Linked DNA regions of Homo sapiens: region 2 is linked to region 1. Evidence: chromatin loops called from intact Hi-C (ENCODE). Cell type or tissue: K562. All regions are shown on one strand. Links, peaks and the distances in the headings refer to the core of each region. The heading gives the core; the rest is flanking DNA. Region 1 holds the start of DMBT1 (deleted in malignant brain tumors 1). Region 2 overlaps BTBD16 (BTB domain containing 16).

Region 1 (15,500 bases), core at 108-8,107:
GCGAGGTGGAAAAGGAAGAGCTCATTGATGGTAGCCCTTGCTTGGGGAGGGCTGGTCCCTGGCTTCCTCAGCTCTCAAGCAAGAACTGGAAGCCAGGGCCTAAGGGCACCCTCCATTGCTAAAAGCCAACTATGTGCCAATCGCTCCATCACTGAAATGGCCCCAGGCTGGGCTAGGATGCCACACCAGCATCCTTTGCTCCTGTTACCCTCCCCACACCTCCTCTGCTGCCACGACCTGTATTCAAAAAATCACCAAGTCCACTCATAGCCCCATCCTAGTCACAAGATCCAATGTCAATGACAACTGGCTGTATCTATAGCTAAAACACACCCTCAAATGACAAACATTCACCATCACTGATATACTCCTGATAAGATGGTTCAACTAGAAAGAAAGGTGGTTTCGAAAGAATACCAACCTTTTCAGAATGCCGAAATAAATCACTCACAAAGTGGCTGCATGGAGGACCATGTCCCCTTGGGGAGTCCAGTCCCACTTGCTGGTTGGATTATCAAGGGTACATCCCATGCATGGTGGCATGGGCTCAGTCCAGTCCATACGGCAAATGCCAGAGTTGCTCTAGAAGTGAACATTCTAACCACAAACTCCTCTTTGGGGAACACGCCATGGGACAGTGTCCTTGAAGGTTTCTTTGGGAACTAAAGGACCCCTTGGTGTCCACACACTTCCTGGCACTACGCAAACAAAGGAAATCAACACTGGGATTTGCTGGGTTGGGTCCAGGAGAAGTTCTCTTTTCCATTGAGGATATTAAGTAGCTTTTATTTGTCATTTAATTCCAAATAAAGAGAATGCTTTGGTTCACTCCTCAATTTGATGTTGGTATACATTTATGTTTTAAGGACCAGCAGTTCCTCCATCCTCGTCAGCTTTTAAAGGAGGAGAAACTGCCACTTAGGAAGATATATATTTGGTATCCCAGGCCGGGGGTGGTCGTGATGCTGCTCATCAAAACCACTCCATGAGGTGATTGCATCAGCAGGCTCTGGGGGGTGAGACTGAAGCCTGCCTCCACTATATCCAGCTTTAGAAGGACTGGCCGATGATCCCTTGACCTTCATTGTCTATGAAAAGGGCCAGTACCACCTGCCCTCCAATATCAATTAAGACATGACTTACTGCAAAGCAGGTAAGCTGTAGAGCACACACATATGTACGCACACATACTTATGTGTGGTAATATTGACTCAGAGTTGCAGATACACAGAGCAAGGTGATATCCACACTACCTGAGCACATGACACCAGCATCTTCCCTGTGGCCACATTCGTGGTTGTACCATCCGCTGTGGGGACAGCTTGACAGGTAGGACTCCCTTCCCAAGCAATGCAAGTCACCCAAGGGAATGTTACCCAAGCCCTGACCAAAGTGGGCCCCGCCCAGGGCTGACATGGAATAGCCACAGCCGAGCTGCCTGCAGACAACATCTGCATCCTGGGCGTCCCAGCTGTCATCACACATAGTGCCCCATTAGCCTTGGTACAGGACCTCCACCCGGCCCTGACACCGGTCACCTCCATTCACCAGCCTCAGAGGCAGACCTGCAGTGACACAGCCAGAAGCTTTTATCTTGGTGCTCTCGGCCCCCTTGACTTGCATCCCTACCCTCCTCACTCCTCCTTCTTCCTCTCACCACCCTGCTTATTTACAATCTTTCTCCCAGCAGGATCTTAAGTATCCTTGTTCTTCCATGTTCTCTCTTTGCCCTCTTCTCATTCTGTATTTTCCCCCTGGAGAACCTCATGTACTCTGAGAACTTTCCAGAAGACCCCCAAATCCACCTCTCTGGTTCTGACTCAGCCCTGACAGCCCAGCCCTGAGCTCTAGACCAGCATTTTCAGTGGCCTCCTGGCCATCCTACCCCCCACATCATCCCAAACTCAACACAGCCTCTTCCCTCCGTTTGAATTAAGGATGTCATCATGCTCCATATTAACCATGCTGGGAATAAGGGCATCATATTCGACTCCTCCTTCTCCTCACATCCTACATCTAACATCACCAAGGTCATTCCTTCCGTGTCGTTCCCACTGCCATTTCACTGGGATAAGCCTTCATCCCCTTGAACCTGGCCTCCTCCCAGCTGAATCCTCAGTGTCTGCTCTTCCTTTCTCTAGTCCATCCACATTCATTGATTCAATCAGCATCGATGGAGTGCTTACTCTGCACCCATTTCTATACTAAGAGGATTCACTGGTCTCCAGGTGGTTTTCAAGTTTTATCTTTAGAAAGTACAAATATATTCAATTCAATTCCTTGCTCAAAATGCTTCAGTACACTCTCCAGTCCCATCAGGATCAAGTCCAAGAGCAAGCCTCGACCTACTTTTCCAGCCTCCTCTCCTGGGAGGGGCTAATTGAGCCTGCTTCCCACCATGGAGCTGGCCATGCTGGGAAGTCAATAAGCACCATGTTCCTGCCCGACGTGATGCCACTAGACCACCCACTGGGGTAAGCTGTATTGATGGTGTGAGGAAAATAGGTACAGGTCCTGAGGGGTGCAGCCCACCGTCCTGACAGTAGGAGCCAGATCCTGGGTGTGGCTTTTCAATGGTGAGTTTGAGATTATGAGAAACTTGTGGTCACAGAGTGAGAGGCTGGAATGGGATGCAAAGGGAGGGGGCAGGTTGCTTTTCCTCCCAGAGGGAGGAAAGGCCAGCTGGACCATCTTCAGGGTATCCCCAAAGTACATTCTGGACTTCCCATGCTCTGTCCTTCCCCAGTCTCAGGGACATAATCCATGGAGATGCCTGTTCAGACCTGAGGCCTTATTCGGAAGGGCCCCTCTTACGAGCAAAACACCCTACCTTCTATGCCATCTGCAACTCTTCTGGATCAGAGATGAACCTAGAGGTGCAGCAGGGCAATGCGCCCCCTCCTGGTCACCCTGTGAATGGTCCCTCCAGGAGAGTGCTCGGTCTCCCTGCCTCAGCCTCTCCCTTGCTCTGTGTTGGTCAGAAATCTGCCTTTCCCAGGCCATTTCTGGATCTCTCAAGTCATGTCCTGGAAGGGGAGGGACTGACCTCAACAAGGCCAAGGGCCCAGGAGCAGAGTCATCCTAAGTGAACACATGGAAGGCCCTGAAAAATTAAACTTGGGCACAAAGTTCTCTGCACATTCTCACTGGAGAGGCAGGGACATTTAGCCAAAGTCAAAGACCAGGGCAGGGGTAAGAGGAGGCACCCATCCTAGCCTCAAATCTCTGCCCTGCTACTCACCAGACACATGATCTTAGACATAGAAATATTGACAAATTAGCTAACTGTGCCCTGGTTTTCCCATCTGCAAAATGGGTATAATCGTATTACTTACCTCAAAGTGTTCTTGGAAAGATTTCATGATAATAGCACTCACTATGTGCATTAGTTGAGCACTTATTAGGTGCCAGGTGGTATTTTAAGTATTTTTTAAAAATATATCAATTCATTTCATACATGAAAATCATTTTATGCAGGGTATATAACAAGTGCTTGGTAGATGTTAGTTATCTTCAAGATACCTGTCATTATTAGTGAAAAGAAAAGGTAGGCCGGGCGCAGTGGCTCATGCCTGTAACCCCAGCACTTTGGGAGGCCGAGGTGGGTGGATCACGAGGTCAAGAGATCAAGACCATCCTGGCCAACATGGTGAAACCCCATCTCTACTAAAAATACAAAAATTAGCTGGGCGTGGTGGTGCGCACCTGTAGTCCCAGCTACTCTGGAGGCTGAGACAGGAGAATTGCTTGAACCCAGGAGGCGGAGGTTGCAGTGAGCTGAGATTGCACCACTGCACTCCAGTCTGGTGACAGAGCAAGACTCCATCTCAAAAAGAAAAAAGAAAAAGAAAAAAAAAGAAAAGGTACTGACCTTTATTTTCAACTATCTCTCCTCACACCAAACTGAAACTAACCTCATCTGATAAATGACTGAGAGTCAGAGAGCAAGAGGAAGGAGAATGACAGCTGGGATTGGCCGAGTGTGCACTTGAGACATGCCCCAGGTCTTGGCACGCACGTCTCCTGTCCCCCCGGCATTCCTGCATTCGACAAGGCAGGCGTTTGCTCTGTGACCTCAGCTGTGCTCAGCCTCAACTAGCCAACAGTAGCAGAGGAGAACTGGCCAACCCCACCAGGGAAGAGGAGTGAAGAAAAGGTCTTACCGTAGTCTGTAGTCCTTGGGATCCACCCACCTGGAAAGAACACAAATTCGTCTTAGAAACACTGTTTAGAAATGATTTCCTACAAGTCACAGAAATTGGCTTTAGCTTCACCGTACAATCACACCAGAGGGCGCTGTGGCTCAATCTTGGGTTTGTGTGTCCCCGACGTTCTTGCTAAATGAATTCTGCAATAGCGGATTAAAGCAAGTGGATTGGATATGAGGAGCTCAATCATTTTAGATGTAATGAAGCATATGTCTCTTTACTAGGCCCCTAACACTACAGCTTATGGTGACAGGATGTAATCTATGCTTGGAAAGAAGGGCTGGACAAGAGAAGACAGCTTAAGCTCGTTGTCCAGTCTGAAATTTGAGTATAGCTGGCATTGACAACAGCCACTCAGATGACCCCTAAAGAAGAAAATATGTTAATGTCAGATATTCTGTTCCTTCTGACTCATAACCTGAAAACATTTTATTCCATCTTGAAGCAAATGGAAATCTAGAGATCCCTGGATCTTTATATTCAGTGAGGCCAGACAAGGTCCATCGGACTCAACTGTAGCTTTTGAGTTTCTTTTTGAGCAGTTCTAACTATACTCGTGAGTGTTGATATTTAACAACTTTTATATATTTTAGAGGTCTTTCAAAGATCAGAGAGAGTATTTATTCATTTAAAAAAAAGGATAAAACTCATCCTATCTTGTAATCACCATATGGATCCATTAGATCCTTTTATAAATCCAAGATTCATTATTGGCTTCTGATTTTATTTTTCCTATGTCTTGAAGCATTTCACTATTTCATCATCCAAGAAAGTATTGCATCATTATTCATCAATTATTAAATAGTAAGAAAATGATAGAATGGTGAAGTTGCCTAGAAGGAAGATGAACTAGTGAAATAAGTCATAATTCTTCCATGCCCAAAGTATTGTATTATCTTTCAAGAAGATTTTTTTTAAGATTGGAGACACTTTCTTCATAGTCTGTTTTTAGCTTTCATTGAATGCAGTTAAAAATTCAAATTTTTTCATTTTCTACTTGTGATGGCAAAGAGAAGAAAACTGACAAGGGAAGATGTTTCTGCAATAATTAGATGAACCAGAAGAGGAATATAGAGACAAGATATAGCACTCCAGATACTAATAATGGTAGAATTGATTGTACAACAGAAATCTCAGACTATGAGTCTTCAGATGATGATATCCTAGATGAATTTCTCAAATTCAAGAATCCAGGGTCAATGATACAATTCTAAGGACAAAAATAAAATACAGTACTCTTACACACTTCGATAGGGATTTCATCACATGATATTTTGCAACAAGAACTTCAACCATCTTATTTTGCTAAAAAAAAAAAATACATGTGATGGTATTCTTTTGTCTTTTATGATGTTTATATACCAAAATGTATGTGATACAAAAAGGTCTGCTATGTTTAAATTCTTATTAACAATTCCAGCATACTTTCTTTCATTATTCCTTTTCTTTTTACTTCCTGGTAAAAGGAGGATTAAGGCATTTGACAAAATTATCAGATTATTATTTTATTTTTAGAGATAGAGTCTTGCTCTATTGCCCAGGCTAGATTCAAATTCCTGGGTTCAAGCGAGCCTCCTGCCTCCAGCCCTAGAGTAGCTGGAACTACAGGCATGTGTCACCATGCCCGGCTCTTCAGATTCTTTGTAAATGTGGGTCCTGAGAGCAGTGACAGTCACAGTTCAGAGATTTGAATTTCTCTAATGGAACCAACAGGCCAGTGACAGGACTTGCCGTATGTCAGAGAACATCTTCACCTGCCTCAACAGCCTGAATATGAGCTCCATGATGGGCTCCCCCAGCTGCCCTGCTTCATATTGATGGCTTAGGAAGGGGGCCACTGAAACCATGTGGCTATGCATCCCTGAAAATGAAGAAGAAACTCGCAATAGAAACCACAACATTCTTTCAACAGAGATAGCAAACTAGGGAACTCTGTACCAGAACATCCCCACCTCTTTTCTGACATGCCATCCCTGCTCCCACACTCAAGAACGAGCTGATAGATGTGCCTAAGAGAGCCTTCCATTCAAAACTCGGCCATTTAAACACAGTCTACCTGACACCATGCAATTCCCACTGCCAGGTCCCAGGTATCCTGCCTAATCCCATGGCAGTCGAACTCATCCAGCCAGAGCCTTGACAAGGCTCATCCACAGCATGGAACACCACATTGAAGTTGTTCCTGGTTCTGCTGTGTCCACACATTTTGAATAGACCCTTCTGCACATACTGAGACCAATCTGTAGTCTTCCAAGAATCAACCACATAGCTGTAGGTTACTCCAGCTGCCATTGTGGGAATGGTGGTAAATTGCCTGAAGGGAGAAGAATCACTTCTGGAAAATGATTTATTAATTTTTTTTTTTGAGACAGAGTCTCACTCTGTCACCCAGGCTGGAGTGCAGTGGCACAATCTCGGCTCACGGCAACCTCTGCCTCCTGAGTTCAAGTGATTCTCATGCTAACAAACACTGGTACCTTCCTACTAAGTTTACTCCAGGCTTTATCTGGATTTCACCAGTTTTTCATTTTCTGTTGCAGGATCCAATCCAAGAGCTCACATTACTTTTAGGAAGCTGCTTTTGGATAAAACATGAGGAAAATGTCTAGAGTAGTAACACTAAATGGTTCTGAGGCTCTGTCTATGTGCCAGATACTGCATGGGTTGGAACATAACCTCCATTTATAAATGAGTAAACTGAGGGTCACAGAGGATCCACAGCAGGCAAGTGGCAGAGGAGGGGCATTGCTGGGGCTAGCAGTGGGTACCACAGCCTTTCCTGCCCAGCACAAACCTGGGCATACTGAGTTTTTCTCAAGAGTTTGCATGAAGACCAGAGCTGACAGGTGCCTGCCACCTCGGTACTTCCAGCGCAAAGCTCTGTGGTCAGGCTCCAAGCACTGAGTTAGATGCCACAGTTCAGTTCATCACCTCAGTTCCCTGCAAGGAGCAGCAAGGGCCAGTGGGCCAGAGCTGTCATCTGAATGCTAGTGAATTTGATCCAGATTCAAGCCCTAACCCAGCCACTCACCAGTGCTGTCTTTGGACAAGCCAATAACCTTTCTGAGCCTCAGTTTCCCCATCTGAAATGTGGAAATAATTGTTCCTAACTTCAGCAATGTTAGAAGATTTAAATAAGAGAATACAGGTCCACTTCAGAGAGCATGAATTCCCACCTCTGAATGGCAAACACAGGCATGCATGCACATGTGTGCATGTCTGTCCATATGCATGCACATAACATCATGGGCAAACTACAAATGTCCTCAATCCAAGAGCACTGCTGCCTGTTGTTTCTTTGTAGATAAAGACGAGGCAATTCACTCCCTGTCTACAGTGGCTGATGTGAATTCCATGTCATGGTTCAGAGACAATCTGGAGGGTGAACTCGGTACTGACAAGAGCTGGGGCTGAGGACGCAGCCTCCCAGTTTCAGATGCTTCTGATGGAGGCAGGATGAGGATGCCCAGTCTCCACTCCCCTGAGGTCCTGGGCCTGGTGGCCCCCAGTCCCTCCACACACTCATCACAGGGGGTGGGCCTGCTCCCTACCACCTGGGTGGGAGGGCTGGGTTTGGGGGTGCTGCTTTCATGAAAGCAACCAACCAGATGAACCTTAATCTTCAAAGCTTCCCCCACTGAGCCTAGGGGGAGAGTGACAGTTCCAGAAGTTACCTGAAAATTAGGTGATTTTTACCCTGTATCCTGAAATTCATAAATCTAGCAAAAGATGACATAAAAGAAAAAAAAGGCAGTAGGAAAGATAAAAGAGAAGAAGGAAGAAAGAAATGAATAAAGAGAGGGAGAGAAAGAAAAAGGGATGGAAGGAAGGTAGAAAGAAGATAGAAACAAAGGGAGAGAGAGAGAGAGAAATAGGGAGGAAAAGTGATAAGAGCTGCCCAATAGATGATGAGAAAGAGTGAGAGAGAAAAAGAGAGGGGGAGGGAAGGTGATAATAGCTGCCTGACAGATGAAGAGAAACAGATAGAGAGAGAGAGGAAAGGTGATAATAGTTGCCCAATAGTTGAAGAGAAAGAGAGACAGAGACAGAGAGAAAGGTGATAATAGCTGCCCAATAAAGAGAAAGAGAGATGGAGAGAGAAACAGAGAAGGAGGAGGAGGGAGGGAGGAAAGGTAATAACTGCCTGATAGATGAGAAAGACAGGAAGATACAGTGAGGGGGGCAGGGAGAGAAAGGCAGAGGCAGAAACAGAGGGAGGAGGAGGAAGAAAAGGTGATATCTGCCCAAAAGATGGGAAAAAGAGAAAGATACAGAGAGAGAGAGAAACACAGACAGACAGACAGAAACAGAGGGAGAGAGAGGGGAGAGAAAAGATGATAATAACTACACAATAGATAAGAGAGAAAGAGAGAGAGAGAGAGGCAGAGAGACAGGAAGAGAGAGACAAAATAGGCAAACTGAGAATCACTTGTTCCTCTAGTATCTCTGCAAAATGCCATTGAGATGCAGCAATCAGAGTGCGCTACCGACGGCTCTCTCACGTTTATCATCTGACTCTCTAAGAACATACAGCTATGCTTGAGTGACTGGGCTTCAAGTGTTTGTTTAAAGCTGTGCATGACAGAGAAACTTGGAATTCCAAGACAAACTTGGAATCTTAATGATCTTGTCTGCGCTCAATTACTTGACCTGATTTTGCTCGGCAAATATTAGCCATCAAGCCAGACACACCTGTAGAAAGAAGCCACATAAAGGGCATTTGCAGTGGGAATCCTTTCTGCCCGTTTTCATAGCACACAAATTGTGTGTTTAACCAATTGTTGCAAAGTTTAAGGGCCTCTTAATAATACACATCCACCTTTCCTAAACTTCAGGGATTTTTCTAAGACAAATCAATCATTCCTTTAGTTGAATGACTTACTGAAAACATTGACTTAATGACTGGCTTTTTCTAACTACAACCATTTATATTTCTCAGCCAGAAATAAAACAAAAAAGAGCCATTCCTCCTGAATACCTGCAAACAATTACAATTATCAGCAAAGTGCTACCCACTCTTTGATATAAAACTTCCCTTGTAATGGAAAGTAGTAGATATAATTTGCCATGATTGGGTCTGCAGGAGAGAAATTAATGAATATAATAATTAAACGTAATACCTGTAGATAGAACTTGTCCCCATAAAAGACACATTTCAAGGATGACTGTGGAGATCCCCATTTTGCTGGGTTCTTCTCAATTGAATAGAAAATCCTGGACATTTATAGGTACCTAGCTAAAAGGAGGTGTGTCCTCTAGGGTGGTATATTTCTACTGCTGCTATAAATCAATATAAAGGAAGTGAGGGCTTTTGCTAACAGTCGATGGCTAATATGTGGAAAAAACTTAGGTGTGTTTGATTGATTGCCATATGAACAATCTGGCTGTTGCCCAACTGCAAACGCACTGACATAAGTGAAAAATTTCCAACTTCCCTCTCGGTGAACCTCAAGGACTCCCAAGTGTTTCCTGAATACGGGCTTGATTTTAATCTTGGGGAGTTCAAATTCACCTGTGGGAAGTCTGCCCCAAGGTTTGGGGAAGAACAGGATGTGGGCTGCTGAGCAAATACAGGACACAGTGCCAAGGGGGAAAGCATCTCTGGGATGGTTTTTCCTGGCAGGACATGCTCTCATCAGCCCCTGTGCAGTACTAGTAACCTCACCTTGGAAGAACGAGGATGACATGAGTGTGGATGTGATCAGAGAGCAGAAGTCATGAGGGATGATTCCACGGAGACCATGGGTCCATAATAGCTTTGGCCACAGTCTTCTGGGTCTCACACTAATTCCACAACAGGAGCTGAGAAACACATGACCTCAAACTGAACCACCTCCAACCATTTCACATGGCTTTGATTTCTTGTCCTTGACATGCACATTGTATGACCCTTGGAGCTTGGCAAACCCACAAAACCTGCCCCCACCTCCACCTATATTGCACACAATCCCCCTCCTTGGATTTGCTATGTAAATATCACTTCACTCTTTGGGACCCTCAGAAGTCATTACCAGACTCTGATAATGCCCCCCAACACACTCTACCAAGAAGGTTGCCTGACACTTATTTTTTAACCAAGACACTTGATGGCCAGTAACTCTTGGTTAAAAGCAGACAGCTTTCCAGGACTTGCCTCTGTTTTCCTAGCCTGGGTGAGCTGTGCCCTGCTTCTCAGCTGAGAGGCTGAGGCCATGAAATGACACTTGGCTTCTTTGCCATGCACTGTTCATCAGTAGTCTATGCTGCATTCTAGAAGGGTACCATGAACCCATGTCCTGTGTCAGCCACCAGTCAGAATTTAGGGCTGGAAGTCTGCCTTTGGCTTCATCCAGATGAAAGTTACATTTAATCTTGGATGTCCTTTTTAATCCTACAACTCTTCCTGTTGTTTCCAGGTGCCTCTTCACCCCTTGAGTAGAACAGGAACACAGAATAGGCTCACTGTGTTTCATCCTCCTACTGCCAGATCAGCAACTGATAAGCACTGGGTGACGAGAGAACAGGTTTACTCACCTACCAGGGAATGCCCAAGACCAGGCACATGCTGGATTCCTCTTAGAAGTGGATTGTGATCCCTTGGTTCCTGGAGTGTTGGACTGAGAATGATAATGCAGCTGGGTCTGGGATCATCAGAGTGTCATGACAGATTAGAATTGTCTGCCGGGAGCACAGCAGGGAAAGATGATGGTAAGAATACTAAATACCTGTGAACAGGAAGGGGTAATAAGTGTCCTTCCAAGACAAAAGCAGACTGTCTGGTCTTAGAGACAGACCTGCCTGGTGACAATTTCAACAGGGGGTAGCAAGTATTAGTACAAGCTGCTATGAGAAGGTAAAGAAAAGCATCTAAATCAGATGAGGGAGGCCATCTCTCAGAGAGGGTGGCACCAAACAGTCTTGAAATACCAGCAGAGGTCAGCCCAGCAAATGAGAGCGAGAAGATGGGATGACGAACAGGAGCGACTCTCCCGGCTGTACAGGAATGGGGGCAGGGAGCCTTCCCCTCCAGGAAAGCATGATGTCCCAGGTATCTCTCAGCTTGGCGGGGACACCCTTCTTGAGAATGTGTGGGATTTTCTGAACTGCGTAACCTCCCCGTTTTTGTTGTTTTGACTGCATCTTTTGCCCATGGTGGTTAGCAGAAAAGATCCTGAGAAAATAAGGTTTGTGAGCTTTTTGTTCAGGAGACACCAGGAAGAAGGAAGTGGTGAAGCCTAGCTGTCATTTCAAAGCCAGCCCAGGTAGGCATCCCAGGTGGGAAATGGGTGACGTCAGTGGAACAGGAAGGATGTGGCGGTCCTGGGCATGCGGGCAGAAGACAATGGGCTTGAGGGCCACCTGCCAACACCGTGTGGGACCTCAGCCTTCACCGTCAGGTGCCTCATCTTGTCCCAAGGCCATTTTGTGGCTCATAAGACACCATTTAGGGAGGTCTTTCCTTGGACTAAGAGAAGGGTTCAGGGGGACAACCTCCTCCAGCAGCAGCCCCTGCCAGAGGACCCTCATCTTCCCCTTCCTACTGGTTAGAAGCATCTGCTTAAACAGCAGGGGTTGGAAGACCACAACCACAAAGTTCCATTTTATTCACCCCAGAACTGCCATGAAGAACAACAGGAAGCAAGATAAGCCCATTAAAGCTCAGAGACTCGGCGCCCGGGCCCCATTTGCAAAGCACCTTCCCCAGGCAATTAAGCCAGCGGCACCCCCACAGCACACTCCAGGAGGTGGGACCAAGCCCCTAAATCCCAGCACCAGAGGACTGGTCATTATGGGGAAGAGCCCCCTGGATCATATGTGGCCATTTATTTATTTATTTACTTATTTATTTTAAGACGGAGTCTTGTTCTGTCGCCCAGGCTGGAGTGCAGTGGTGCAATCTCGGCTCACTACAACCTCCGCCTCCCAAGTTCAAGCGATTCTCCTGCCTCAGCCTCCCGAGTAGCTGGAACTACAGGCGTGCATCACCACACCCAGCTAACTTTTGTATTTTTAGTAGAGACAGGGTTTCACCATGTTGGCCAGGATGGTGTCGATCTCTTGACCTTGCGATCTGCCTGCCTCGGCCTCTCAAAGTTCTGAGATTACAGGCATGAGTCACCGCGCCCGGCCATGTATGGCTTTTTTTTTTAAAGCTACAGAATCCTTTCCTAAATTGGAATTCATGGGGAAGCCCCAAAACATAAAACAGGCCAGTGGAATGCTCCCGAGTGTGGTGAGGGAGTCCCCTTCCAGGCCCCTCCCCTAGGGCCACCTGCCGTCAGAGCTGAGGATTACCTGTGGGAAGCCAAGACCTCCCTTCATAAGACAGGGCACTGAGAGGCCCAGCAGGGCCCCTGGGGCTGCCAGGCACACATCCCTGCCACGAAGCTGAGCTGGGGTCCCAGGCAGACTTCCCAAAACAGCCCGTTGTTCTCCTTCTTCTAAAGATTCTTTCTACCCACAGACCAGTGCCCTGGGAAGCCAGAGGAAGACGGAGATCAGGGAGGCAGCCCAGGGCCCCTCCCACCTCCCACCTCTGAGGGGTCTCTGATTTCTGAACCAGGAGCCCTGTGACCTGACAGACAGACGAGGGGGACAGAAGGACGGGGAGCCTGGTGGGAAGGGTCGGGGCTGTAGCACTTTCCGGCTGCTGCTGTTTGCCTTCCAGTCCCTGAATCCTGTAATCTGTGTGACCAGGGCTCCCCTTCAGGTGTCAGTCTGACCCCAAACTCTAATTTTACCCTCATTGAGTAGCACACCATAATTGCTGGTCATCGTTACCGTTGTAACAATCTTTTGACATTGTATGTCTGATATTTATAATGTCGCTCATTTTTGTTGCTCAGAGAGCCGGTCTTCCCAATCGGGTTATAAGGGGACCCCTTCCTACCCTCCTTCACTCACTCCCCCCACCCCCCACTGCCCCACACCTCCTTGCTGGGCTTTGAGGATCAAGCTGAGACCCGTTGTCTCCTGCTGCCCCTCTGTGATCCCAGTGCCCCAGCAGAGCAGGTGCTCAGCAGGCAATGGCTTTGAAGGTGGGGATTGTGAGTGGCTCACCCATGCTGTCCAGGGGTCCCCAGAAAGAAGTCTTGTGGTTAAACGGGGGCTGGTGACGAGCCAGTTCTCCTCCACCACTCAGCCTCCAGCTGGGGACGATGAGGTCCAGAGAAGGGAAATGACACACAGAGCTGAGACCATGTCCAGGACAGCACTCACGGCAGCTGCTGCCCCCCATCTGAAGGACAGATGAGCTCCACGTTCATCAGGATGCCATCCAACCGCGGAATCTTCCAGCAACAAACACAGCCCTCTAGGGACCCCTGACACACAGAAATCCCATTGCATGCCTCCCATCTTGCTCAGAGTAAGGCTCAAAGCCCTCCCATGGTTTATAAGGCCCTGCACAAGATACCCCTGCCTCTCTCTCCCCCTTGCCCCCTGTAACCATCATCCAGCCCCAGGGCCTTTGCACTTGCTGCTCCCTGTGCCTGAAGACTTTTTCCCCAAATGTCTGGAGACTCACTCCTTCCCCTCCTCCAGAGATTTTCTCACATAGCACCGCCTCCATGCAGCCTTACCGACTGCCCCTCCCCAGCACTCCCTAACACTCCCATCCTCTCCCCACGGCACTCCTCACCATCTGGCCACCTTCTATTTCACTTCTTTATTCTTTTGCCTGTCTGCTCTGACTAAAATGCAAGCTATACAAGGTGGGATTTTTGTCTGTTTTATCCATTGCTGTATACTCAGAACCTAGAACAATGCTTCACACATAGTAGTAGACGCTCAAGAAATATCTGCATTCAGGCCAGGCACGGTGGCTCATGCCTGTAATCCCAGCACTTTGGGAGGCCAAGGTGGGTGGATCACTTGAGTTTGTGACCAGCCTGGCCAACATGGCGAACCCTGTCTCTACTAAAAATACTAAAAAATTAGCTGGGAATGTGGCACATGCCTGTAGTCCCAGCTACTCAGGAGGCTGAGGCAGAAGAATCACTTGAACCCAGGAGGCAAGGGTTGCAGTGAGCTGAGATCATGGCACTGCACTCCAGCCTAGACAACAGAGCAAGACTCCATCTCGAAAAAAATTGTATATATAGATATATATATATATGCAGATAGATAGATAGATAGATAGATAGATAGATAGATAGATAGATAGGTCTGCAGATTGATTGACTGGATGAGCATGGGCAGATCTGGAAGAGGAGGACCAGGCCCCTTTGCACAGATGGTTCAAGTGAGTTCTGTGTTTGCCGAAGGATAATGCTGTTCATTCATCTGCTCATTCAGCAAATACACGCTGATGCCTCCAATGTGCCAGACACTGCTCTAGGGAGTGCTCTAGAGGGTGGGGCTGCAGCCTAATGCCAGATGGACATGCTCCCTGTCCTCACAGGGAGGCAAAACAGACAACAGACAAGAAATCAATCAGCAGGGAGAAGGGTTTCAGATTGTGGTAAGAATTATGGAGGAAATGAACAAGGCAATGGCATAGAGAATAGCTGTGGTAGGGAGGACGACTTTGGATAGGGCATCACATTTACCTACTAACTGCCCCTGGTATGAGAAATCTGAGGCTCAGAGAGGTTAAGTAACTTGCTCAAAGTCACACACCCAGAAACTGGCAGAGCCAGAGCTTAAATCGAGGTCTGACCCCAAAGCCTGGTATTTTTCCAAAAGACACTGAATCTTTCCCCTTCCCACGAAAAGACTATGTTTCCATTCAAATGGTAGGTTTGAGTCCTCTACACCAAAGGACATCTTGCTATTCAGAACCATTCAAAGGAATGGGTAGAGAAGGAAAACTGGCTCTGAGGTCATCAGGGAGAGTGCAGATTTTTTGACATAAGCCCTACAAAAGGTGGTAAGTGGCCTATCCCCGAAAGAGTGAAGAGAGAATATTTTTAATGGCAACACTAGATCTACACTGACCTGGTTATAATCACGAAGGCAACTAGCAGTTCAGGGGAGGCTTACAGCAAAGAGGGAAAATAAAAGGAGATTGAAGCTGTGACTCCCACTCCCGGATCCTCTGTGCTACCCTCATTCCTCCACCCCAGATTCCAAGAGCCATTCTACTTCACCAACAATCACCATCCTCCCGAAGTTATTTTGCAACTCTTTCCCATTAAGGCACTTGAGCTTGGTGAAGCACAGTGTGCTGCCTCTCCAAAGGGTTATTGGAACTGAGCAAAGAAACCCTGGTTTCAGGTCCAAGAACAAAGTCACCAAAGCACCAGCCCGGGGTAGCATTTCAGGCAGGATAGCATCACTAAGCCAGCCTTTCGGAGATTGCTCAGCCCAGAG
Region 2 (15,500 bases), core at 4,826-12,825, 290 kb after region 1:
AGGAAGGGAAAAGGTAGCCCAATTCATTGCTAGCCAATGCCATCCACTCAGTCATCCTCGAATGTGAGCTACAGAGTGGCACTGCTCTCAGGTCTCCAGAGGTGCCCCACACCCTTGGCACAAAAGCCAAGGCCCCACTAGCAGCCCCAATTCCCACATGGCCTGCAACCCCTGCCCACCGCTCTGCCCATCATGCCCCCACCTAGCCCCTCACCGGCATGCTCCTCGGGATGGTGTGGGGCTTCCGCCCTCCCTTCCTCATCGGGGGTCTTCTCACATGTCCCTCCCCCCGAGAGGGCTTTCCTGACCCCAAATGTAAGGTAGCACCCCACTCCCCTGCTAACTGATTTTATTCTTCTTCAGAGACTAATTTGACCACGACCTTCTATTTACTACTCTGTGTCCCTGTTGTGCTTTTCCCCCAAGCAGCTCAGCTGAGGTGGTTCACTTGCCGCTCCACCCACTGGGCCCATCCCAGGCTCACACACACTGGTGCTAGTAAATATCAGCTGAATGAACGCAGCACATGGATTCCATCACCAGGGAGCTCAAGGTTCCAGATAATGAAAAATGATGTGAGCCAGAGCCAAAAAGCCCATCATCCTGTGCAACTATAAAGAAAGAGAGAGCAAAGGATCCTTTCCCCTCCATCTCCCCTCGCTGTCATCCGTCACCTGGCTCTGTGCTGGCTCTCACTGAGTAAATACTCACTGAGAACCTACTAAGCACCAGGCTTGTTCCACTCTGGGTCACATTCTTCTCCAGTATGACTACACGGCCTCCCATCTGCTCACGCCAGCCTGCCATCCACCCCGTGGCAGGGAGTAAATGGGAGGATGCATGTGAGTGCCTGGCACACAGTAGGCATGCAGGAGGTGGCAGTTAATATTACAATGTGTCACAATATTTGTCATGCTTTCCCAGCATTTTGGGCTTGTCTGTCCCCTCAGATGGTAAGCTCCTAGCACAATGCCTGGCATAAGCTAAGCATTCCACATAGGAAGGAAGGAAGAAAAGAAGGAAGAGAGGGAGGGAGGGAGGGAATCAGTTATGTCAGAGTAAGTGAAAGATAGGAATTCAGTATTCCCTCCAGGTTGAGTAAAACCCCAAAATTGGATAAGATATCAATAATTTGTTCATACTCTTCCCCAAAGTTCTCCAAAGCCAAGGTGGTTAGTTTGTTTTTAGTAAGTGGGCCACTTCCTCCTTGGATTCCACGCTAGAGAATAAACACGTCCTCTCCAGGACAGCTGCTCCTCCAGTCTCCATGGAAGGAAATCAAGCAGCTGGAGAGCCTGTGCATCTCTGCAGAGTCCAGCAATCCAGGGTCTGGCCAGAAGTTCCAGGATAGCAACACAGATGATATTGAGAACATGAAAGTGATAACCGTGAGACAGGTATGCAAACCACCATTGTGAGATATTTTCGCTTTTAAAGGCACATGAAGGACTGTGACTGTTCCTATTGAAAGACGTGAATCCCATGGCTTGATCGGTCCATGGAACTTGCGAGGAGACCCTGGAGTTGTGACAGTCCAGGGCACTGGGATTTCATCTCTGCACCTTCCCTCTTGTCTCTCAGCCAGGCGTAGCCTCTAGCAGGGAGGCTTGGATCAGAGTGGCTGTCTTAGCAGGGCTAAATGTTTTCATTTTAGGGACCCATTCTAGACATGTTAAAGACCGTAACGTTAATGACTCCATTTCCACTTCCAAATTCTCCTGCTTTTCCATGAACTCACTGTCTGGCTCACCAGAGCCTTTCACTGATGGCCTGATGAATGTTTTGACTTGGGTACAGGGGAGATGGAAGAGCCCAGTCTGGCCCTTGAAGACACTGGGACAAAGGCTTCAGAAGAGCACAGAGGCTCATGAGCCAGCACCAAGCTTGTTGCAGTTCTGCAGGAGCCCAGCTGGCTCTCACTGCCTGCACAGCGGGGAAGGGCTGAGTCAGATTCCCGCAGGCAGTGGGGCTCTCCCTCCAGGCTCAGGCTCAGGGAGGGGGAGTGACTGGGGGCTCCGGCTGCCTGTCTGGCTCTAGAATAACAGGGCTTTGCTGTCATGTCTTGGAAATAGAAAGTCCGTCATGACTGGTATGCTGGCTGGCTTTGGGGGCCTCGAATTTTCCGTGGCACCTGCTTATGAGTCAGCCCGAGGGGATGCCAACCTGTAGCCCAAAGCAGCAGCTGGCAGTGCAGATGGAGACGACTTAGAGACCAGGTGAGAGGAGGCTGGGGTGGTCAGGACTGGAAAAGGAGACAAAGAAAGAAGTGGCCTACATTCTTTCTGGAATAAGGTGGAAGAGAGACGAGAAGAGAAGAGGAAAGAAAAGCAAAGACAACAACAAAATAGATGCACACATGTGGGCCTCAAACCAGCATACTTAGGGCCAAACAAGCCACAGATATCAGAATTCCACCTTCCTTCCAGAAAGCTCTTCAGAAAATTCCACATAGCCTATTTTTTCTTTTCAAAGAAGTAGGTAGAGTCTCTATGTCTGGGCTGGCCAGACAAGACTCGGGTTATTACAAAGATAATAACTGGCATGTACTGAGAGCTTGCTGTGTGCCAGGCCTTGTTCTAGAACCTCACACCTAGTACCTCCTCTACTCTTCAAAGCCGCATCCTAAGAACTATTATCCCCATTTTACACTTGAGGAAACTGAGGCTGTCATGGGATGAGATAACACTGTGGAGCCTTACTCTTGACTGCTAGAGTGACCGTGGTCTCAAAACAGATAACCATGTTCCAAGCTGGGACCGTCAAGCTAGAGGGCACTGGGGCTCCAGCACTGGGTGCCAGGGAGGAAGTACCTCGCAGAAGCTCCTCCAGCTCCCTCAGGGGGTGTGTGGTGCCCTGCGCCAGGGCTTTCAGGTAGAGCTTGGCCAAGGTCTCAGACTGAAAAAGCTGGGGCTGATGGAGCTCCCATTTGAAGCCCAGGCACTCGAGAATCACATCTGAGGACAGAAAATGATGCTGAGCAAACACATCAGTAACGTCCCCACCCAAAGATGCATCAGCTTCCTCTCCCCCAGCTCCTTTGCTCGGTGGATCATTAAGCACATGAAGCAGGCAAGCAGCCTCCCCAGGCATCTCAGAAAGGAAGCAGTGAAGTGTGGGCCTCGGGGGCTTAGTGGCTTTGAGGGGGACACCAAACCAGTCTTACAGGGTCACCCAGGACATGTCACGTGTCCAGGACAGCTGTCGGCTAACAGCTGTAGGACTTCAGAGGCACTTGTGCTGCCCTCCAATGTGGGGAATGAGGAAAAGCTTCATGGAACGAGGACATTGTCTGGGGCACTCTTGGGGGGCCTCATTCTGGCTTCCCCTATGACAGTGTTTCTCAGCCCCGGCACTGTAAACATTTTGGGCCAGATACGTGCCTGTTGGGGTGCTGTCCCGTGCACTGTGGATCCCCAGTAGCAGCCCTGGCATCTACCTACTACATGCCAGTAGCACTCCCTCCCCAGCGGTGACAACCAAAAATCTTTCCAGACATTGCCAAGTGTCCGCAATGAAGCCAAATCACCCCCCAGTTCCCTGTTGAGAACTACTGGGCTATGAATACAAAGCATGACCCATCTGAAAGGCAATAGCAGGCCCACCAACGAGGGTAGGATTCTCATGACCCTCTTTGACAATATAAAGAAGGCTCTTTGCAAACTGTAGAAGACTTTCTTCAGGGGCATCTAACCTGAGGATAAAATCAGTGATCACTAAAAGAAGAGGCTTTTTGATAGAGGAGGGCAGATGGCGAAACCAAGGATGCCAGGCCAGGTGAGGCTCAAGAGGCCATGGGGAGAGGACTCTGCATGGCTCAGCTCCTGTGTTGTTAGTACAGAGCTGGGGGGAGGAGAGGTGCCTAGAACCCTCAATCTGAGTGCCAGACAGGACCTGAAGGGTCACTAGCCCCATCTACGTATTTCTTGATTTTGCCATTAGTTTCACGGTGTGACCTTGGGTACCTGATTCTTCTTCCTGCTATTATTATTGTTATTCACCCATGTTATGATATTGTTTAGTGCTGGGGTTCCGGGGGGTTTGCATCTCAAATATTACATTGCCTTAGGTGGTCTGGTTATGCTGAGTTAGAAAAAGTCTCAGCCCATCAGGGTGATTATAGGCAGGAGCGGAATTGTGGATACAGCATATTCACTCACTGGATGTCAATTTCCACTTTCAGGATGGCCAATGCATGGCAGCCATCACTAATCAATCCAGAGCTCTTTCTCTCATGCCAGGAGATGGTCTCAGACTACTTCTCCTGTTCAGAGTTGAAGGAGAGAAAAGAATTTATTAGCCTTTCTTTGGAAAGGAGTCTGGCTCTGATCTCAGGCAGTCACACCATGCAGTAGGCTTTATCCAAAAAAAAAAAAAAAAAAAAAAAATCCACTTTAAGAAGCTGCCTCCTCATGAGGCTCAATGAACCTTTTTCTAGCAAAAAAGGACCTATCCTGATTCTTGATCCTGCCTCAGAAAAGTCCTCTTGAACAAGTGCAGCTGTGAACGTCCAAGTCATGACTGGTTAGAGCCCAAAGAGACAAAGAACAGCTGCTTTATGCTTGCTGCACTCTGTTTAGTCTTTCAATACAAAGACTACTTTTTTTTTTTTTGAGATGGAGTCTTGCTCTGTCACCCAGGCTGGAGTGCAGTGGTGCAGTCTTGGCTCACTGCAACCTCCTCCTCCTGGGTTCAAGTGATTCTCCTGCGTCAGCCTCCTGAGTAGCTGGGATTACATGTGCATGCCACTACAACTAGCTAGTTTTTGTATTTTTAGTAGAGACGGGGTTTCACCATGTTGGCGAGGCTGGTCTTGAACTCCTGACCTCAAGTGATTCACTCGCCTGGGCCTTCCTGCTGGGATTACAGGTGTGGGCTATTTATTGACATCAACACATTTGTCTTTATCATGGCGAGGAGCATATGAAAATGTGTTTACCAAGCTTGACTTCACTCACTGCACATTTGACAAATATTTACCGGGCACCTATTATTTCTTAGACGCTGGGAAGTGGATGAGAATTGCAACTTATACACTAGCGCCCTGGTTTATGGACTGGTCTCCTTCCATAAAGACCACAAGATGCCCCTGAAATCAGCAACATTCTGGCTTAATCCATGGATAACACAAACTCACCTGCTTCCCCACTTTGGATGTCCTTGTTCTTGAAATTCTCAAAGAAAAACTTCTGGATTTGTGAAATGCATAACCTCAAGGGAAAATGCAAATATAAAATCCAGGAGTTAATACTGACATTTTTCTCCAACTACAACATGCATTATTCTAGCATAAATGTCCTTAAAGCACCCATTGATCAAGCTAATCATATCTCGCCCTTTGGAAGAGTTTCCTCAGGTCACCATTTGCCGATCTGAAAAACTGTAGGCTTTCTGATAGCTGGCTCATAATGTGATTGCTGTGTTCAGTTTGTGGGTAGGCCTTACCGAGGAGATATTTCAGGCCATAATTGGCTGCCTGAATGACACCTTATTCAGTGTCTAAAACATTATCTAGCATATAGTAGACACTCAGTAAATATCTGCTGGGAGAAAAGAATAGAGGGTTCTGCTCATTTCTGGGATGTGAACTCACCAACATTTTTCTTTAGAGGTCATACAGGTCCCATTCTCAGTGTGTCCAAAAACTAAACCTAGCATCTACCCCAAATCCTACCCTGCTCACTCGGATTCTCATTTCAGGAAATGGCACCACCAGCCTGCAGTTGCCCAAGCCAGCATGCTGAGTGTTGTTACATCTCATCACTTGCCTAGATCTTTCGAATTTGTCCATCTCTCTTTGCTGTTCTTGCTATAGCCTTCGTCTAAGCCCCTGTGATCTCCCTCCAGTCACTGCCAAAGTCTCCCAGCCTCCGGCCCTGCTCTGCTCGGAGGCCTGCCTCCCACAAAATGCAAATTTGGTCTTGTCTCTCTCCTGCTGAGAATCCTCCAGTGTTTCCCCATTGCTCTTGGGGGAAAGCCCAAACTCCTTAGCACGGCTAACCAGCTCCTGCATATTTCTGCAGCCTGGTCCCTCAACGGTCCCCACTCCAGCCCTTCTCAGCAGCCTGCACCTGGACCTGCCAACTGCTGCTTTCATCTCTTGCATGCACTGCTCCCTCTCCCAAATGCTCTCCTCCTCGCCTTTCCCCTTGCTAAGCTCCTACTCATTCTTCAGAATAAACTTCATTGCCGCTTTCTCTGGGGATGCTGGGCCAGTGGCTTTACCCCTGCCCGTCCTGGGATTTTCCCCTTAAAACTCCTTCTGGAGTGTCTTGTGGCTGCCTGTTTACTTGTGTATCCTCTGCAAGACAGATACGGCATGTGTTTACTGCTATGACCCTGGCACAAGCCATCATGCAGGTGCTCAGCAATATTCATTAATGAATCCATGACCACATAGATAAACACCATGGACTCATCGTGTTAAGCCAGGAAGTGAAACAAAATTTGAGTCACATATTCGCAGCTTAAAGACAGTCATCCCAGAAAGCCAGCCAGCCAAGAGACATTTGTGACCACAGCTGCTCTGTGTCATGCAGTGTCAACTTCACCACGCTGTCTCCAACAATCCCAGGAGACCCCATGGGTCAGGGTGCATGCAGGAAGCATGGGTGGGAGCCCGTGTCCAGAATATTGCCAACTACGTGCTGCCCTTTCCAAGGGGGGAGGATGGCTGCCAATGACTCAGCCTAAGGCAGGCAGTGGGAGCTGGACTTGCTTATTCAACAGGAGCAGTGGAGATCTGACCCAAGCCACCCTCGCTTCCTCCCTCGATCCCCCTCGTGGCTTGGGTGACACGTCTGGAAAGAGCTGGCCAGAGTCAAGAGTTCAGACCGTGATCCCAAAATGGAGCCACAGACTTTGGAAAATATGGCGCAAGGTCCATGAACTCAACTACTCTCACAAACATCAGTGTCATCGGCTGAGCCAAGGGATGCCGGGAAACAGAGGTGAGCACACTGCCTTCTCCTGGGTGTGAGGGCTGCTTGTCAAGATATACCATTCGTCATGTAGGCTCTGCTGTTCCCAAGGGCTGTGGTTCATTTTAGGATCACTGGAAAAGTGAACGGAACACATGGCATCTGTGAGTTGTCTCACTGTTTGGGACTCAGTGGTCCCATTGCAATGCTTGGTGCGGGGATGCTGGGAACGTGCTGTTAGGCTGGAGCTCACGCCCCCAAGTCATGACCATGATGGAGAAAGGCAGAAGGGGAAGAAGAGGAAGTAAGTTTCTCATGGACATACGGACTTCCTGGAGCAAACTATCCAAAGGGCAAAATGCCAATTTGATTAACTAGGAAGAGTTACATAGACCTGGGGCTGGACCCCAGTCCTTCCATTTTCTGCTTCTTGGTCCCAGAGGAAGGGAGGAGTGAAAGAGTGAATGTTTGGAATAACTTGCAAGGACATGCCTTCAGTTAGCATTCTCTCTTTCATTGTCTCTGTGAAAGGTATCAACATAAAAATGGAGTTATGATGTGTTAAATACCCTGATGGAGCCTGGCATGGTATCATGCTCCTATAGTCCCAGCTACATGCAAGGGTGAGGGAGGAGGACCGCTTTAGCCCAGGAGTTTGAGGCTGCAGTGAGCTGTGATCATGCCTGTGAATAGCCATTGCCTTCTAGCCTGGGCAACTGCGCGAGACCTCATCTCTAAATCTCTTTAAAAAAACAAAACAAAAAAATCCACCCAACAAATAGAGGTGGGGAAGGCCAGGAAGGGAGAGTTCTCACACATGAATGCCTGATAATAAGAACTATCACAAAAGACTCTGCAAAACCTACAGCCACACACAAAGGCCATCACAACCTCACACACAAAAAAAGTACTGCGAGGACATCTGCCTTGCAACTCAAACTGGTGTCGCCCTTGTTATGGATCCTTGTAGCCAGGGATAATTATCTCAGAGCAATGATGTAATCCTCCTCACTTTTCCTTTAAAAACCTTTGTCTTGCCAGGCACGGTGGCTCATGCCTGTAATCCCAATACTTTGGGAGGCTGAGGCAGGAGCATCACTTGAGCCCGGGAGTTTGAGACCAGCCTGGGCAACATAGAGAGACCCCATCTCTACAAAACATTAAATAAAAAATTCAGCATGTGGTGGCCATGTCTGTGGTCCCAGCTACTTGGGAGGCTGAAGCGGGAGGATCAATTGAGTCTGGGAGGCTGAGGCTGCAGTGAGCTGTGATTGCACTACTACACTCCAGCCTGGACAACAAAGCAAGACTTGTTTCAAAACAAAACAAAAAAACCTTTGTTTTCCTTTACATCCCTGAATATACACGTAGTTTACAGTGGCACTGGTATTGCATTGCAATGCCTGTTCCAGAATAAACATCAGCCTCTTTTAGAGAGTCTTCCTCTCCTCTCTGTTTGTTATTTAGGTTAACGTGGGTCATTGTTCTCTAGTCCCACTATCCCAGAACTACTCTCTGGTTAAAAATAAATAAAATAAAATAATATAATATAATACAATATAATATAATATAATATAATATAAAAATATAGGGGTCCCTTCTTCCCATTCTTACCTCTTAAGCATGACCTCCTCCCACCCTTGAATGGACTTGGCATTGCGGGCAGAAAGGGAGAAAACCACTAGGCAGCCTCACCAGCTGGGGACAAGGAGGGCTCTGGGTCTTTCCTAGGGCCACAACCCCCTGAGCCTTCGTGGGGGTGCCCCCTCCCCAGTCTGGCCTGAGACACACCTCCCGTGCTGGATCTCTGGGTTTCCATGACAGCACGCATCCATACACGCCTGTGGACCCCAGGGACATGCTTGACACATGTGCATTGAGCGTATATGTGCCAGACACTTTTCTAAGCTCCTTACATGAATCATGTCATATAATTCTCACACAACCCTGTAAGACAGTATCCGTGATTTGCACATAAACTAAGGCACAAAAAGATTAGAGTACTCGCAAGGAAGTTAACATTTCCTCCTCTCAGCCTCCTCTCCCACACTCGGTGCCCCAGAGCCTGCAAAAGGACCAAGGTAAGACGATCAGCAGCCTGAAGATCAGCACCTCTGAGTGGCTGACCAGGAACTCCCTGCGTCATGAAAACCCAGACACGGCAGAAGGAAGTGTTGGCCAGCTGGGCACAATTACATACCCGAAATAGACGAGAAGCTGGGAGCCTGTTCCCTCAGCTTTCCATCATGAATGACCCTTTCCGTAACTCAAGAAATAGACTGGTCCAGCTCCTGTCCAAGCAGACAGCACCCCCAGGTGGGAAAAGCAGCAATGACACCATCCATGACATGAACACAGCTTGCCAGGTGGGGCAGAAACAGCCATGTAGTGCTTTGGGGGATATAACGTATGTTGCATGGGGCATTCCAGGCCCTTACTGACAGTGGAGTTTGCCACCTGAGAGTTGCCTGATGCCTGAAGGTTCACAAGAATTACCAGGAATAAGCCCTTCATGTTATACACACCCTTTATTCTTTCTAAGAAGTTACTCACAATCACATGGAACAAATTCCTATTGTGAACACAAAGAAAAGATGTGTGTGTGTGTGTGTGTGTGTGTGTGTGTGTGTTTCTCTTTCTCTGTCTCTTTTTTATTTTTAGAGACAAATCTCCCTCTGTCTCCCAGGCTGGAGTGAAACGGCACAATCATAGGTCACTGCATGCAGCCTCAATCTCCTTGGCTCAAGTGATCCTCCCACCTCAGTCTCCCAAGCAGCTGGTACTACAGGTTCAAGCCAGCATACCTGGCTAATTTTAAAATTTTTTGTAAAGACAGGGTCTCACCATGTTGCCCCATGCTGGTCTCAAATTCCTAGCCTCAAGCAATCCTCCCACCTAGACCTCCCAAAGCACTAGGATGACAAGTATGAGCCACCATGCCCAGACAAGTTTGTGTTTATTACAGAACATCAGTTTCTCCCATACTCAGTAGACTGCACCAGTGACTTCAATTCTTCATCCCTCCCTCTGTCCAAACCTTTTGCCTCCATACTGCAAAGTTTCTCTCCATAAGGAGACGGAGTGTGTTTTCTGTCCCTTGACTGGGAGTTTGGCCACGTGACTTGCCTCAGTTCATGGGGCCTAGTGAATGTGAAATGGTGGAAGATTTGAAAGACACATGAGCTCCTGGGCTTACCCTCATGCCCTCTGCTGTCACCATGATAAGCATGTGCCCAGGCTAGCCCACTATCTCAGGAGGAGGACAAGAGGCTCATGGAACAGAGCCCAAGTGCCCTGGCAGAACCAATCCTGAATCAGCTGAGCACCAGATGCGTGGCAGTAGACATACCCAGAACACCTGAGAGTATCTGCTGCCTCTGGACATGCAGCTTCCCAATATCACAAAGGAGAGGGCCAGATGTGTAAAAGCTTCTCCCCAGAAGACCGGCTCCTCTGCCCCTGTTGTGCTGGAGGAAGGTGTTGTCCTGGAGGAAGGAACTGGGGAAGGTGCAAGGAGGCAGAGTGAAATAAAGGGGGTGTTGACTGGCAGAGCACAGAGCTGAGACACCCCAAGATGAAATCACCGGGATTAATTACTAAAATGCTGCCCAGGCAATAAAGAAAATAGTTCTGTTTACTAAGCATCTACTATTTGCCAGAAACAGTGCAAAGCATTTTCAATATATGGCTTCATTTAATCCTCAAGATGACTCTTCATCTTGAAGAAGGTGCTCTATAACCATTTGAAAGATGAGGAAACTGAGGCCCAAAGAGGGTTAGCCACTGACTAAAGGTCACAGAATTAGTAAGTGAAGAAGTGGAGATTCCAGCCCCATTGATAGACTGCTTTTAACAGTCCAAATGCCCAGCACCAAATGCCATTTCAACACCCCACCCCTCAGGCCACTGCCTCCAGTTTAGCTCAGTGACTCACAGAGATTTAGTTCTTGCTGCCCAGACCCTCTCATCAGCTTTTGGGATCATTTTGCCTCTGTTCCTAGGCCTAGCTCCAGCACCTGCATCCCTGGCCGAGCCCTGGCACTAAGGAACTCGGCAACGGAAAAGTGTTGGCCAGTGGCTCTAGAGAGGGAAGATTTGGCTACTCGCTGAAGAAAGATTGAGCAGGCAGTTCTTCTGTGCCAGGTGCTGTCCCAGGAGTACAGTCCATGCTCACTTTGATTTGGCTGTGAGCTCACAAGACTGATGCTGCCAGCCTAAGGATGGTAACGGCATCAAGCCAGGTCCATGGCACCAGGGAAATGAGGTGTACCTTCTGCAATAGGGTTGCTACAAATTACATGTTTGTTTCCTCCAAACCTCGTGTAGAAATTTGATCCCCAATGTTGGAGGTGGGGCCTAATGGGAGGCATTTTGGTCATAAGGGCAGATCCCTCATGAATAGATTAATACCATCCCTCAGGGGTGGGTTCTTACTCTCTTAGTTCCCACAAGAGCCGGTTGTCAACAAGAGCCTGGGACCTCCCCTCTCTCCTCTCTCTTGCTTCCTCGCTTGCCATGTGATCTCTGCACACTCGGCTCCTCTTTGCCTTCCACCATGAGTACAAGCAGACTGAGGCCCTCACCAGAAGCTGAGCAGATGCTGGCGCCATGCTTCTTGTACAGCCTGCAGAACCTTGAGCCAAATAAACCTTTTTTCTTTATAAATTTCTGATCCTTAGGTATTTCCTTATAGCAACACAAACAGACTAAGGCAAGGGTCCAGCTCTGTGTTTCCAGGAGAGGCAAGAGAGAACTCATCACATGGAGAAGTGGGTCTAGCCTACTGCTCGGAATGCCATGAGATTGAGAGAGGATCAATTCATTGGGTGAAAATGGACATTTACAAGCTGTCTAAACACTGAGCCAGGACTAACTAAGTTTTGTTTGTCAAAAAATCAGTTGGTCCCTGGATAATAAACTCAGAATCCTGTTTGGGTTCAAAGTTCCCACTGGGAAGAAAAATTGTAAAAAAAAAAAAAAAAAAATTCAATCTTTCTCTGCACTTTTGTAACCACCCACATTCTCAGAGGTAGTAGTCACTTATGACCCTGTCCATGCCTGAGAGCTGGCTCCAGAGGGAGCCTTCCTTGCAGATGTGCCCTTGACAGCCACTGCAGCCAATCAGAGTGGCCCGGTCATCAGGCACCTCCCCTCCCAGGAATAATGGGCCATTCCCTCCCACAAACCTTTGAGTCTCCATACCTGTCTGGGTTCCTCAAAGCTTCCTCAAAGTCTATGCTCAGAGCCTTGCACATCTGGGAAAGTGAGAGCAGGTCCCCAGAGAAAGGCTGTTTGGGCAAACGCCACCGGTTGGTTGAGCCAGTGACCCGGCGTTCCAGCCGAGCTTTGTGCTGCTTGGTAATCAAAGAAAGAGAAGACATCTTTTTTTCTAACTTCACATAAATGCCAGATTTTCCAAATTGTATAGCAAGAAGGAAATCAAGACAAATTTTACAGTGCTGGTTAATTTTTGAACATGGCTAATATTTCTCACAAGACAACTCAAGGCAAAGACACTGTATTCCATAGACCAAGGATCTCAAGCTACAAAGTAATTTGGAATTTAGGATCTAGGACAAGAGGTGTCAGAGGGTAAGAGGTCAAGGAGAAAGACTGTTTTTTGCAGGTAGCTCTCTGAAGAATCCACAGGCAGGGATAGTATTAGGCTTTAAGTACTGTCCTTTGAGTACGTATCCTAACTTGTCATACAAAGAGATATTAAACTGTGGAGATCTTGGGCAAGGAATTTTTTTAATGGTGGTAAAATATACAAAACATAAAATTGTATCTATTTTACAGTGTACAATTTGGTGGCATTTAGAACATTTACAACGTTATGCAACCAATACCACTACCTAATTCCAGAACATTTTCATTATCCCCAAAAGAAATTCCATACCCATTAAATTGTCACTCCCTGTTCCCATGTCCCCAGCCCGGGACAACCACTAACCTGCTTTCTCAGATTAGCCCCTATGTTCTGACTTTATGTTTTCACCTGTTCTGGGTATTGCATACAAGTGGAATCACACAATATGTGGCCTTTTGTGGATGGCATCTTTCACATAACATAATGTTTTCAAGGTTCATCCATGTATTGGTACTTCATTCTTTTAAGGCTGAATAATATTCCACTGTGTAAATATTCCACATTTTGCTTATTCCTTCATCAGTTGATGGACACTTGGGTTTTTTATACCTTTTGGCTATTGTGAAGAGTGCTGTGAATATTCATGGGCAAGTTTTTTTTTGAACACCTGTCTTTTTATTCTTTTGGTTATATGCCCAGGAGCAGAACTGCTCAGTCTTAGACATTTTCTTGAGGCTCCAGGGGAAATTCAGCAATTTACATAAAAAAGAAGGACGATACCCAGCATGGATGTAAACCTTAGACTGAAGGCTCAAAGCAACCTAGCAAGGAAAAAAGCACGAGGAGGGACCCACAGGAATGGATGTCATTGATCCCAAGCCACCCAGGGCACCAATGGAGAGGTGACGAGACCATGGGCCACGGACTAGAGCATATGAGTTCAAATTTTACTTTCTAGTTGTGTGACCTTGAGCAAGTTACTTAACATTCTGAGGCTCTCAGTTCTCATGTGTAAAATGGAAATAATGGGTGGTGGTGGTGACGGTAATGGTTATCGTGACAACGACAGTGAGGATGGCGATGGTGGGGATTGTGGGGATATCATCTTGTTTCCAATGCTGTAAAAAGTATAAAGTAGGATAAAGTTTGGGAAATATGCCTTAGTATAGTGCCTAGAAGATGGTGGGTGATTAAAAACTGTGGAATCTGAGTCTAGATGTAGTCCGGCTGTCACGTAAAACGTCAAAGTAAAACATCGTCAGCTCAGACCACAAGCCTGCTCTCTGCCCTCTGGACGGTGCTGCCTGGACGCGCTCTTTCCAGCCGAGTCAGCCAATAATGCTTGAGGTCCTCGGTGGTGCAGAACCCAGCCCCTTGTGGAAATTTGTCAAAATGACCATAAGCAAATGCTTCTTCTCATCACCTACCTTCTTGAGAAACTGATCTACTCACCGTGTTCGACATTATCATGAATGAAAGTGGAAATTACGCAGGAGAGAAAAGACAAGCAACCTAGAAGACAAAAGAGGTAAAGGTGACATTTTCCATACTTTTCAAAATATTATGGAGGAGATTGGCCTAAAGAATCTATACTTTGCCACAGGAACAATAATGAATAAGCCTCGAATGTGGGTTATTTATCAATCAAGAGAATATCTTGTTGTTGCTGGGGTTTTTTGTTTGGTTTTGTTTTTTGTTTTTTTTGTAAGCAGGTGAATAGAGAGATCTCTGCTATTGTTCTGGGAAAGTGGCTCAGATAAAGCAAAACAGAAGATAATCCTTTGCCAAAGTGAGGAAGACCAAAAGATAGCTATAAGTAGGCTGATCACATAATTGATCATTCAGACGAGGAGACTAAAGGGATGATATTAATAATTAGGCCTGGACAATGGCTGTAGGCCAGGGCTGCCCTGGAGCTCTGTAGACTGATGGTCACCCTAGCTTACAGGGTCATGAAAGAGGAAGAGTGCAAGGACTTTCCAGTTATCTCTGAACATTATCAGGGCTGTTGGGTTACAAGCAACAGAAACCCATTTGATTATGGGGTTGCGGGGAGGTTAAGATTGATTGGAAGGATGGTGATGAGAGGAGGGTCTCATAGACTCAAAAGGAAACTGGAGAACTCTCCGGGAAAGAACAGGAAGCAGCTGCAGGGACCTGGGTGGCACGCACCAGGAGTTGGTGGCTGTTGTTGTCAGGCGCTGCCTCCAGCATGAGTCGGCTCTCCCACAGTCCATCTATGCAGGGTTCTTTTCAATCCAGATTCTCAGCAAGAGGCCCCAACTGGCCTGGCTTAGCTCAGGGGCCCACTCTTTGGCCCCTGAGGGCAGACACCTTGACTAATTCTCCCAACAAGAACGTGCACTGGGGACTGGGTAGTTCCCCAGAGCAACATCAGAGAAGAGGAGAAGTGGGTGAGCTGGTGAAACCAGCAGAAGCCACGGCACTTGATGACCAAGAACCTCAGCTGACCTCCCTTTGCTCCCCAAACAGCACTTCACCTGCATCACAGCCATGGCTATGTTCATCCATTCACCAACAAGCATCTCCTGTGCAGTCGCCATATGGAGAGAGGCGTTAGCCGTTTCTGAGAGACAGCAGTGAGCAAAATGCACACGATCCTTGCCTCATAGAATTTCCATTCCACTTGGGCAGACAGGTTTTTCTTTGCCTTTTAATTGCCTTAATTGGACTTTTTAATTGCAAAAGTATTAATAATATATGCTTGTTGTAACTAGTGAACCAATACAATGACAGGAAAGAAAAATTTAACATAGCTGCATAATATCACTTTTTCTTTTTTTGAGACAGGGTCTTGCTCTGTTGCCCAGGCTGGAGTGCAGTGGTGTGATAAAGGCTCACTGCAGCCTCAATCTTCTGGGCTCAAGTGATCCTCCCACTTCAGCCTCCCCAGTAGCTGGGACTACAGGTGTCCGCTACCACACCTGGCTAATTTTTTAATTTTTCTAGAGCCAGGGTTGCCCAGACTGATC

What was found. Peaks named below come from ENCODE experiments on the same cell type or tissue, not always from the same donor. Only the 100,000 strongest peaks of a DNase experiment are listed, where the experiment ranks them.
Region 2: it touches region 1 in a loop (8-fold over the local background); 14 of 110 quality-filtered maps call a loop at or near these places.

The regions. Positions count from the first base shown.
Region 1 is chr10:122,554,660-122,570,159 of GRCh38, reverse strand. DMBT1 (deleted in malignant brain tumors 1) reads right to left here and starts at 9,406. Exons shown (of 56, transcript NM_001377530.1): 1 at 9,329-9,406; 2 at 4,164-4,193. The coding sequence starts at 9,389. In K562, for the core only: CTCF peaks have their summits at 2,901 (motif pointing left) and 4,291 (motif pointing right); DNase peaks (open chromatin) are centred at 2,919 and 4,299.
Region 2 is chr10:122,273,559-122,289,058 of GRCh38, reverse strand. It overlaps BTBD16 (BTB domain containing 16), which reads right to left. Exons shown (of 16, transcript NM_144587.5): 2 at 13,960-14,019; 3 at 12,120-12,268; 4 at 5,135-5,208; 5 at 2,811-2,954. The coding sequence starts at 13,977. Among named protein-coding and RNA genes, the nearest start is that of BTBD16, 10 kb to the right of the region's middle. In K562, for the core only: a CTCF peak has its summit at 9,233 (motif pointing left); DNase peaks (open chromatin) are centred at 9,238 and 12,018.